Regions from separate parts of the Homo sapiens genome. Here region 2 is linked to region 1. Evidence: chromatin contacts called from ENCODE Hi-C or POLR2A ChIA-PET data. All regions are on one chromosome and are shown on one strand. The core of a region is the stretch at or near the end of the contact, and the rest is flanking DNA. Distances in the headings are between cores, read along the strand shown. Region 1 overlaps PRIMPOL (primase and DNA directed polymerase). Region 2 holds the start of LINC02365 (long intergenic non-protein coding RNA 2365).

The links. A loop is a pair of places that touch in the nucleus more often than their neighbours do. ChIA-PET counts read pairs that join two places held with the same protein, here RNA polymerase II (POLR2A).
Region 2: a map of endothelial cell of hepatic sinusoid shows a loop between it and region 1 (6-fold over the local background). The contact joins the promoter of LINC02365 here to the enhancer-like site in region 1. A Hi-C loop is called at or near these places in 2 of 168 maps with a recorded cell type or tissue (endothelial cell of hepatic sinusoid and psoas muscle). POLR2A ChIA-PET finds 5 or more read pairs at or near these places in 5 of 52 experiments (H1, OCI-LY7, T-cell and 2 more).

What each region holds. Positions count from the first base shown.
Region 1 is chr4:184,687,297-184,692,775 of GRCh38, reverse strand. It overlaps PRIMPOL (primase and DNA directed polymerase), which reads right to left. Exons shown (of 14, transcript NM_152683.4): 12 at 1,195-1,277; 13 at 1,064-1,110. Among named protein-coding and RNA genes, the nearest start is that of PRIMPOL, 40 kb to the right of the region's middle. RefSeq lists an enhancer at 3,403-4,602. Within about 2 kb of position 4,200, at least 5 of the 41 ENCODE cell types and tissues checked have a DNase peak (open chromatin) inside an H3K27ac peak, as active enhancers do.
Region 2 is chr4:184,623,463-184,628,663 of GRCh38, reverse strand. LINC02365 (long intergenic non-protein coding RNA 2365) reads left to right here and starts at 3,792. Exons shown (of 2, transcript NR_131967.1): 1 at 3,792-3,925. CASP3 (caspase 3) reads left to right here. Exons shown (of 8, transcript NM_004346.4): 8 at 1-968. RefSeq lists an enhancer at 2,438-3,019.

The sequences.
Region 1 (5,479 bases), core at 2,951-5,450:
TGTGAGGTAATAGGTGCTCTCATAAATTATCTGTGGAGGTCTAATATCCTATACTTTTTATGGAGAGCAATTTGATAATAGGTACTAAAAATATTTGTGATACTTTAGAAAAAAAACTGAAATAGTATGTGTGCTATCACTTCAAAAAAAAAGAAAATGAGCATACATAAATTCTCGAAGGTACGTGCCAAAACGTGTATCATTTATTTCTGGTCAAATGAGTAAGGAAGATTCTTTCCTCTTTGCTTCTTGTGTATTTCCTAATTTTATGTATTTTCTTTCTTTTTTTTTTTTTTTTTTTTTTGAGGCAGAGTCGCTCTGTCTCCCAGGCTGGAGTGTAATGGCGTGATATCAGCTCACTGCAACCTCCACCTCCCAGGTTCAAGGGATTCTCCTGCCTCAGCCTCCTGAGTAGCTGGGATTATAGGCATAGGCCACCACACCTGGCTAATTTTTGTGTTTTTAGTAGAGATGGGGTTTCTCCATGTTGGCCAGGCCGGTCTCAAACTCATGACCTCAAGTGATCTGCCTGCCTCAGCCTCTCAAAGTGCTGGGATTACAGGCCTGAGCCACTGTGCCTGACCTAATTTTATGTATTTTCAATTCATTCTACAATGCACGTTAATTATTTGGGTAAATAAAAAATCTTTAAGAGAAAAATGTTGGTTTGACAACCTGGTAATACCTACCAAAATTAAAACTGAATATGCCCTTTGACACAATTCTACTTCTAGAAATTCATCCTACAGATACAGATGTTCAAAGAAATACAAAGATGGGTATTTTGTTACTTTGAAAAGCAAAATATGGGAAACTTCTTAAATGTCTGGGACTGATTAAACTGTACACCTCAAGCAGCAGTAAAAAAAAAAAAAAAAGGTTTGTATTATCAGATATGTGCTGAAATGGGAAAATCACTACAATATATTCCTATAATACAGTCATAAGTGAAAACAAGGTAGCAAATGGGTTTCAATGCTATTTGGACACTACTCATGGCTCAGGTATACTATTGTACCAAGAACTCCCTGGTAAGGAGAAAGACACTAAAATCTGTACTTACCTCTTTGAAAAGAAACAGGAGACATACTTCAGCAGGTAATGGGAAACCTGAATCAGAAAGATAGCAAAACTATTACATATTACAGTTATCTAATTTTTACTTTGTGGTAAATGTAAAAATTAGTAACTTACAGTCAGATTTGAAGTTTTCTGCTTTACATACAGGGTCATGACATTTTTGATACCAAACTTCATTTTTCAGATCAACCAGAATCCTTTATGTTTAAAAAAAAAAAAAAAGTATTAATACCAAGACTGGGTAGAAAACAAAATCCAGCTGCATGCTGTTCCAAGAAATATGCCTAAGACTTAAAGATGGAGAAAAATTAAAAAGTAAAAGGATAAGGATAGATACATACCAATCAAAACGGTGGTTGCCAAAAATCACACAAAATGAACTGCAGGGCAAAAAGTAGATACTGATGAAAGTTCCCCCAGGAAGATGTAACAATTCTCAACCTGTACTCACCAAATAATACAGCTGCAAAATATGTGAGCAAAAATGGACAGGACCACAATGATAAACAAATCTACCATAAATCAAGGTTTTTAAAAAACATACTCTCAGTAATTTATAGATCAAAGGATAACCACAAAAAAGGTCCAATAAGGATACAGAAAAAATGAATGACAAAAAGCAATTAAGAAGTTTGATCTAATAGGTAAATATGAAGCAGTTCTTTATAAAACCAATTCCATGCTAGCTATAAAGTGAATTTTATCAAATTTAAAATCATCACTTCATACAGAACACATCTGAGCATAAAGCAAATTTTAGAAATAAAACTAATAGAAATCCATAATTTGGAAATTAAGAACAACTTGAAACAACCAATGGTTCAAGGAAAAATAGTGGAAATTAGAAAACGCTTAGACCTGAGTGGACTGGAAGTGTACATATTAAAATATGTGAAATGCAGCTAAAGTCACCTTTAGAGGGTAATTTATAGTCTTAAAATCTTGTGTTATGAAAGAAGAATAGCTAAAGATACATGGATTAAGTGACTAACGTGGAAAACAACGAACTGAATAAAGAGACCAGCCTGGCCAACATAGTGAAACCCCGTCTATACTGAAAATACAAAAATTAGCTGGGCGTGGTGGGGGGCACCTGTAATCCCAGCTACTTGGGAGGCTGAGGCAGGAGAATCACTTGAACCTGGGAGGCGGAGGTTGCAGTGAGCCAAGCTGGTGCCACTGCTCTCCAGCCCGGGTGACAGTGTGAGACTCTGTCTCTAAATAAATAAATAAGTAAATAAATAAATAAAAGGCAGGCAGTCATAAAGAGACAAAAGTAAAAAGAATCAACGAGGCCTACATTTGAAGAAAATGAAATTAGGGTAAAATTGATTTAAAAATAAGGCAAAGACACAAATGTTATTAGAAATTAAATGCATCATATGTTTTTAAGAAAACAATATTGTGAACAACTTTTGCCAGTAACTTTGAAAGTTTTTGTAAAATAAAGTACTACATAAAAATAAACTAAGCAAACTTAAAAAGCAACAGAAAACCTAAACAATCCTATAATCACTAAAATTCTTAAAGATTTGATTAAATAGTTGAAAATGTTCCCACATTTTACAGAAAAGGAAATAAGATGGTTAACACTCCCCATGGCAGTAGGTGAGGTGTGGGATGGGGAGGTGGTAAGGGACCTGCACCCAGGAGCAAAAAAAGGCAGGTGACTTAGTCTAATCTTCCCTTAAACATTCTAGTAACAGGCCTCCCAATTAATGAGCTAATAATGCTGTGGCTCCCAAACTGTACAGGAAGGTGCCCCGGGCACTGCAGGATATTGAAATACTGCTAGAAAACACAGTGATACTTGACATTTCTTGAGCAATCTGAAAACTCCTTGCCTGCAGTTCACATGTGACTTCATTCCTTTCATTCATGCTCCATCTTTGTAGAGCTGGGCTTTGGGGTGTGGTTGTAATAGAAAGCACCATTAACATCAGGCCGGGCATGGTGGCTCGCGCCTGTAATCCCAGCACTTTGGGAGGCCGAGGTGGGTGGATCACAAGGTCAGGAGTTCGAGACCAGCCTGGCCAACATGGTGAAACCGCATCTCTAATAAAAATACAACAAAAATTAGCCAGGCGTGGCGGTGGGCACCTGTAATCCCAGCTACTCGGGGGGCTGAGGCAGGAGAATTGCTTGAAGCCAGGAGGCAGAGGTTGCAGTGAGCCGAGATTGCACCACTGCACTTCAGCCTGGGTGACAGAGCAAGACTCCATCTCAAAAAAAAAAAAAAAAAAAAAAAAGCACCATTAACATCAATGGAGAACAAGGTATGAGTTGGGGAGGGTGGGGTCTAATCTGATTCCAGGGTTTAAGAGTGCATACATAGGCCTGGTGAGGTGGTTCACACCTGTAATTCCAGCATTTTGGGAGGCTGAGGTGGGAGGATAGCTTGAAGGCTGGAGTTCAAGGCCAACCTGGGCAAGAGAGGGAGATCCCACCTACAAAAAATTTAAAAATTAACCAGCCATGGTGGCACACCTGTAGTCTAAACTACGTGAGAGGCTGAAGCAGGAAGATCGCTCAAGCCCAGGAGATCAAGGCTGCAGTGAGCTCCTGCACTCTGTCCTCAAGCCTGGGCCATCACACTGCACTCAAGCCTGGGCGACAGGGCGAGACCCTGTCTCAAAAAAATGAAAAAATGGAGAGTATACATCCCATTAATAAGTAATTGTATTTAAGAATGAAAAGTGGCTTTTTTTTTTAGTTTATGGATACTATTATTCAAACTGCTACTAAACTGTTCGGACATAAACACTTACCAAGTTGTTTGAAATTCATTACCAGAGCTCGGGTATTTCTGTCAGCCTCAGAGAAAATGTGAAGAAACAAAGACACCAGGGGAACCATGAACCAAGAAAATCGGGGAACGTCTGGACCAAACGCTAGGAGTTCAGTCCTTACCTACAGAATGCTCTTCGTAGGACGTTTCTGACTTTAGAACTGCATTTGGTAAAAAGTCTAGAATCAATGCATTATGAGGCATGCTTTCCGGAAATGTCACCCAGCTGTGCAACTTGAGTGTAAAATGCAGGTGATTCACAACCTCGGTGCTTCCTGCTGTGTGCATGGATTGCTCACGCCTGCCTCGGGTTTCCTCCTGAGTCAGAAAGAGCAGGAAGGGCCAGGGGAGCCGGGCCAGATGCCCCGGGCCTCACTCTGCCCCATTTGTGCCTTTTCATTCCTTGTATTCCTACATTATTAGTAAAGCTTGACACTGGGCAAGATTTCTGATCTGTGTGGATGTAATTTGATTATCCATCCTCAACTTCATTAGTAATCAGGGAAATTCCCAAGAAAACTACAATATTGTTTTACATCTGCCAGATGAGCAAAACCAATTTTTTAATCCTAACAATACTAAAGTGTTGGTGAGAATATGGAACAGTAGAAAAATCTCAAAACACTGCTGGCAGGACTATAAACTGGCACACCCATTTGGGAAAACAATTTATGATCTAGTAAAATTAATTATGTGCATATTCCACGACACAGCAAGTCCACTTTGAGAAACTCTAGCACATGTATACTAGGTGATATGTACAACACGGTTCCCACCTTCACGGTTTATAATAGCAACCCAAATGTCCACTGTGGGAAAACAGATAAACTGTGGCCTATTTATATTTATACACATGGCATGCTGCACAATAGTGACACAAATAAGCAACAGCTACATACTGCAACGTGGGTGAAAATCACAGATATGCTACCGCAAGGCAAGGGAGAGGATGCGATTCGAAAACAAGCAAAAGAAAACACTATATTGTTTATGGCCGGGCACGGTGGCTCATGCCTGTAATCCCAGCACTTTGGGAAGCCAAGGCAGGCAGATCACCTGAGGTCGGGAGTTCGAGACCAGCCAGACCAACATGCAGAAACCCCGTCTCTACTAAAAATACAAAAAATTAGCTGGGCATGGTGGCGCATGCCTGTAATCCCAGCTACTCGGGAGGCTGAGGCCGGAGAATTGCTTGAACCCGGGAGACAGAGGTTGCAGTGAGCCGAGATCGTGCGATTGCACCCCAGCCTGGGCGACAAGAGCAAAACTCTGTCTCAAAAAACAAAAGAAAAGAAAAAGAAAACAGTATATTGTTTAGAGATATGAACGTATATGGGAGAAATCATAAAAGCGAGGAAAAGATGAACACAAAATCGGGATACTGGCTACCATCTCTGAGGGCCAGGGAGAGAAGGAAATTGGGGTTGGGCCCACAGGTGCTTCTGAGGTTTGATCAGCTTCTGGTTGTTAAGGTGGGCGGCAGATACAACAGGTGGTCACTTTAGTCTTTAAAATGTGCGTATACAAGTGTGTTATCGGCTGGGTGCGGTGGCTCACACCTGTAATCCCAGCACTTTGGGAGGCCAAGGCGGGCAGATCACTTGAGGTCAG
Region 2 (5,201 bases), core at 2,543-5,042, 64 kb after region 1:
AAGTGTGAGCAAACTAACTTGACTTTTAAGGCTAAAACTTAACATTCATAGAGGGGTGGAGTTTTAACTGTAAGGTGCTACAATGCCCCTGGATCTACCAGCATAAATATCTTCTGATTTGTCCCTATGCATATCAGTTGAGCTTCATATACCAGCAATATATCTGAAGAGCTATTATATAAAAACCCCAAACTGTTGATTATTAGCCAGGTAATGTGAATAAATTCTATAGGAACATATGAAAATACAACTTAAATAATAAACAGTGGAATATAAGGAAAGCAATAAATGAATGGGCTGAGCTGCCTGTAACTTGAGAGTAGATGGTTTGAGCCTGAGCAGAGACATGACTCAGCCTGTTCCATGAAGGCAGAGCCATGGACCACGCAGGAAGGGCCTACAGCCCATTTCTCCATACGCACTGGTATGTGTGGATGATGCTGCCAGGGCGCCATCGCCAAGTAAGAAAGTGAAGCAAATCAGAAACTTGTGAAGTGGAAATGTTCTAAAGGTGGTGAGGCAATAAAAATCATAGTACTCTTTGTAGCAAAATTCTTAAGTATGTTATTTTCTGTTGAAGTTTACAATCAAAGGAAAATAGTAATGTTTTATACTGTTTACTGAAAGAAAAAGACCTATGAGCACATAGGACTCTAGACGGCATCCAGCCGGAGGCCAGAGCTGAGCCCTCAGCCCGGGAGGCAGGCTCCAGGCCTCAGCAGGTGCGGAGCCGTCACTGCACCAAGTCTCACTGGCTGTCAGTATGACATTTCACGGGAGATTTCTTGTTGCTCAAAAAATGAGCTCGCATTTGTCAATGACAGTTTCTTTTTTCTTACTAGACCTGTAACTTTTGTAAATACACATAGCATGTAATGGTATCTTAAAGTGTGTTTCTATGTGACAATTTTGTACAAATTTGTTATTTTCCATTTTTATTTCAAAATATACATTCAAACTTAAAATTACCAATGTCTTTGAGTTTTTTGTTGCTGTTGTTTTTGATGTTGTGCCACTAATTGGAAGTTAAAATGTTTTTAATCAGAAGCTTGATTTGGAAGAGTCAAAGAGGAAGCACCAGAACCCTAGCCTAGTTTTTTGAGGTGGTGGCAGTTAGATCAGGGCAGACAGATCGCTTATGCTTCCCAAGTCCTCGCAGAAGTTCCTGACCCTGAAATGACCACAATGCCAGGAAGATACTTTGTTTGCATAGATCTCAGGCCTTAAATATGACCATATGTGTGAATTTGAAACTTTTTCCACAAGATAAGTGTCTAATGGGAAGAACAACCTAAGAGGATATACAACAAGCCGTTGATGTTTACTGATGGCCTCCTCTGGGCGCTGGGATTTTGACAGAGGAATTTGCTGTCTTTTTACTTCATATGCTTAGAAAAGGAATATAGGAAAGTGGGGTTGTGGGTGGTTTTAAATTTCTTCCAATATTTCTGTAATGAAAATATATTACTTTTAAATCAGAAACAAAATAAATTGTCCTAACTAGGAAAAGGAGACTTCTGTTTCTGAGGAGTAGAGAGTAGCATAAATGAGTTCTTTAAGGCCATATGAAAGCGGTGGTTCTATAGTGTTGAGGAAAATCTGGCTTATTCTAGTCTCCCTGTTAAGTAAAGAGGTTTCAGATACAAAGGAAAAGACCAGCAACCCAATAGGAAAATGAGCCAAGGACATGAACAAACAGTTCACAGAAAAAAGAAAACCCAAATGTCCCTTAAATTCAATAAACAGCTTGATCTGCATCATAATAAGAGAAATGCACATTAAAGTATCTGTCGTCTATCAGACCGGCAAAAACCCCAGTTTGGTGACATATTCTGTTGGCAAGATGTGGGAAATGTATACTCTCCCGTTGGTGGGAGTATGATACGGTAAAATACTCTGTGGAGGGGAATCTGACAATACCTATCAAATTATTCTTTGAAGTAGCAGTCCCATTTCTTGGAATCCAGCCTACCCATACACCTGTGTGTGTACAAAATTATATATGAGCTTTTCATCACAACGTTGTTTTGGTGTTAAAAAATGGCAGCAACTCAGCTGTGAAGTGTTCCGGGAAGTCAGGGACCCCGAACGGAGGGACCTGCTGAGGCTCTGACAGAGGAACATAAATTGTGAAGATTTCATGAACCTTTATCACTTCCCCAGTCAATACTCTTGTGGTTTCCTATGCCTGTTTTTGCTTTGATCTCTTGGTCCCGTCATCTTCGTAAGCTGAGGATGTCTGTCGCCTCAGGACCCTGTGATGATTGTGTTACCTGCACAAATTGTTCATAGGGCATGTGTGTTTGAACAGTGTGAAATCTGGGCACCTTAAGAATAGGATAATAGCGATTTTTCAGGGAACAAAGGAAATAGCCTTAAAGTCTGGCTGCCTGTGGGCCGGGCAGAACAGAGCCATATTTCTCTTATTACCAAAAATGGGTAAGAGAAATATCACTGAATTCTTTCTCCAGTAAGGAATATTAATAATTAACAGCCCTGGGAAAAGAATGCATTCTGGGGAGGGGAGGGGGCCTCTGAAATGGCCGCTCTGGGGGTGTCTGCCTTATGCAGTTGCAGATAAGGGATGAAACACACCCTGGCCTCCTGCAACGCCCCCAGGCTTGCTAGGATTAGGAAATTCCAGCCTGGCAAATTCTAGTCAGACCAGTTCTCTGCTCTTGAACCCTGTTAAGATGTTTATCAATGACAATGTGAGCACAGTGGGACATAGAAGTTCATTAGTGATTCCAGTTTTGCCCTGACCTTGTGATCTCACCCTGACCTTCTGCCTTGTGATCTTTCGTCACCCTTGAAGCATGTGATCTCTGTGACCCACACCTTATTTGTACACTCCCTCCCCTTTGAAAATTGCTAATAAAAACTTGCTGGTTTTACGGCTCAGGGGGCATCACGGAACCTGCCGACATGTGATGTCTCCCCCGGACACCCAGCTTTAAAATTTCTCTCTTGTACTCTTTCCCTTTATTTCTAGACCGGCCAACACTTAGAGAAATAGAAAAGAACCTATGTGAAATATCGGGGGCTGGTTTCCCCTGATAGTGAAGGAGACAGGTTAGATACACTGGAGCTTCCACACAGGAGAGAGGGAAGGAGCTGGAGAAGAAGGTGAGTTGGAAGATTTGGGGGTTTTGTTTTTAAGTGAGAGAGCTTTGAATAGGTTTAATGCTGATGGTGGGGATCCAGTTAAGAGAAACACTGAAAATTAACTAGAGGGAAAGGTAACTGACAGTATAGAGTTCCTAAGAACCCAAGCAGTAAATTCTAGCCTAGCTGGGGGTGGAGTGTGAAGAAGTGAAGAACCTTTTTTATTTTTTTTTTAATGGGCTGGGTGTGAAGCTACATTTGTAGTTTTGTGGCAGGAAGTTCCCTTACTGTAACTTCTATATTTTCTGTGAAGCAGAAGACAAGAACTCTGTTCAAAGTTAGGGAGATGATAGATTGAGGGCTAGAAGAGTAAGGCAGGCTTGAAACAATCATTGTCACGAATGGGAGTTGACCAGAGATTAGTAACGTTGCTGGGCCATGTGTAGGGGCCCATTTGAAACCAGCGATTACAAATGTGCAGTGGTTCCAGGCCGTGCGGCTGTGTGAATCTACCTGATGACCCTCGGCTGCTTGGGTACTGCCATGGATAGCGCATGTGTTGGCTTTGTCCAGCTTTGGGCTTTTTCCCACATTGATTTTAAAAAGACAGGAGCCACAGATTTTGGAGTACTGCAAAATGACTTTCCAAATTGATGAACCATGGACTCCAAGCTGGATAGACACAGAAATGAAAAGAAGGGACTAATAGGGAATAAGACGTGTGATCCATGGCCCGATGGCCCTGATGGACGTGAAGATCCACTGTTGTGGGAGGAGTGGAACACTAACACTGAATGATGGAGGCTGTGGTCAGAAACAGGTAAGTGATGGAGGCTGTGGTCAGAAACAGGTCAATGATGGAGGCTGTGGTCAGAAACAGGTCAATGATGGAGGCTGTGGTCAGAAACAGGTCAGTGATGGAGGCTGTGGTCAGAAACAGGTCAGTGATGGAGGCTGTGGTCAGAAACAGGTCAGTGATGGAGGCTGTGGACAGAAACAGGTCAGTGATGGAGGCTGTGGTCAGAAACAGGTCAGTGATGGAGGCTGTGGTCAGAAACAGGTCAGTGATGGAGGCCGTGGTCAGAAACAGGTTGAATTGGAGGGGCACACATTTGGTCATGAAAATGGTGGGACTAAGAAGAATGAAGTGGCATGCAAGAGACCATTATAGAAATGATGTGGAACTCAGGGTGAGGATGTTGGGTGTGTGCTCTTCTGTATGGACATTGACTTTATGCTAAAATGAGATTCACTATGTGGGAACAGTAATAAAATAATGTGGCTGGGCGTGGTGGCTCACACCTGTAATCCCAACACTTTGGGAGGCTGAGGCGGGCGGATAGCAAGGTCAGAGTTTGAGACCAGCCTGGCCAACATGGTGAAACACATCTGTACTAAAAATACAAAAATTAGCCGGGCATGGTGGTGGGCACCTGTAATCACAGCTACTGGAGAGGCTGAGGCAGGAGAATTGCTTGAATCCGGGAAGTAGAGGTTGCAGTGAGCCAAGACCATGCCTTTGCACTCCAGCCTGGGCGACAGAGCGAGACTCTGTCTCAAAAAAAAAGATAAGGTGACATAACTTAGTTGTGTTTACAAACTTTTGATTTTATGGATTTGAAAAAAATCCATCATTCATTTTTGCCAGATTTTTTAAAGCTATCACCCATTATTCATAACAAGAAAGACATTTTAACTCCCACCTCCTCATTTCCCTCTCAACCCCAAAATAAGTAGGGACATAATCCCAGATTAAAGGATAATACTTCCAAGGAAAGGCTTGTCACACATGCACACACACACATTCCTCAGGATCTAACATTTTGCAAGTTGAAACCGCATTCGGGAAGCAATACTCTAATCCACTAAAATAAAATTTCACTTAACACTTGAAATAAACTTGAACTCAAAAAATTTCTCTCCTTGGTGAGACTCAGGCAGTGAGAAGCAGCTGTGACTAGAAATGGCACTGATCTGTCCGTTAGAAACTTTTTAATAAAACATGCTTGTTGTGCCCTTTATTATGTCATCATTATCAGTAAGATGTCAGAACTTTCCATAGATTAAATAAATACTCCAATTTAAGTCATTTCTTT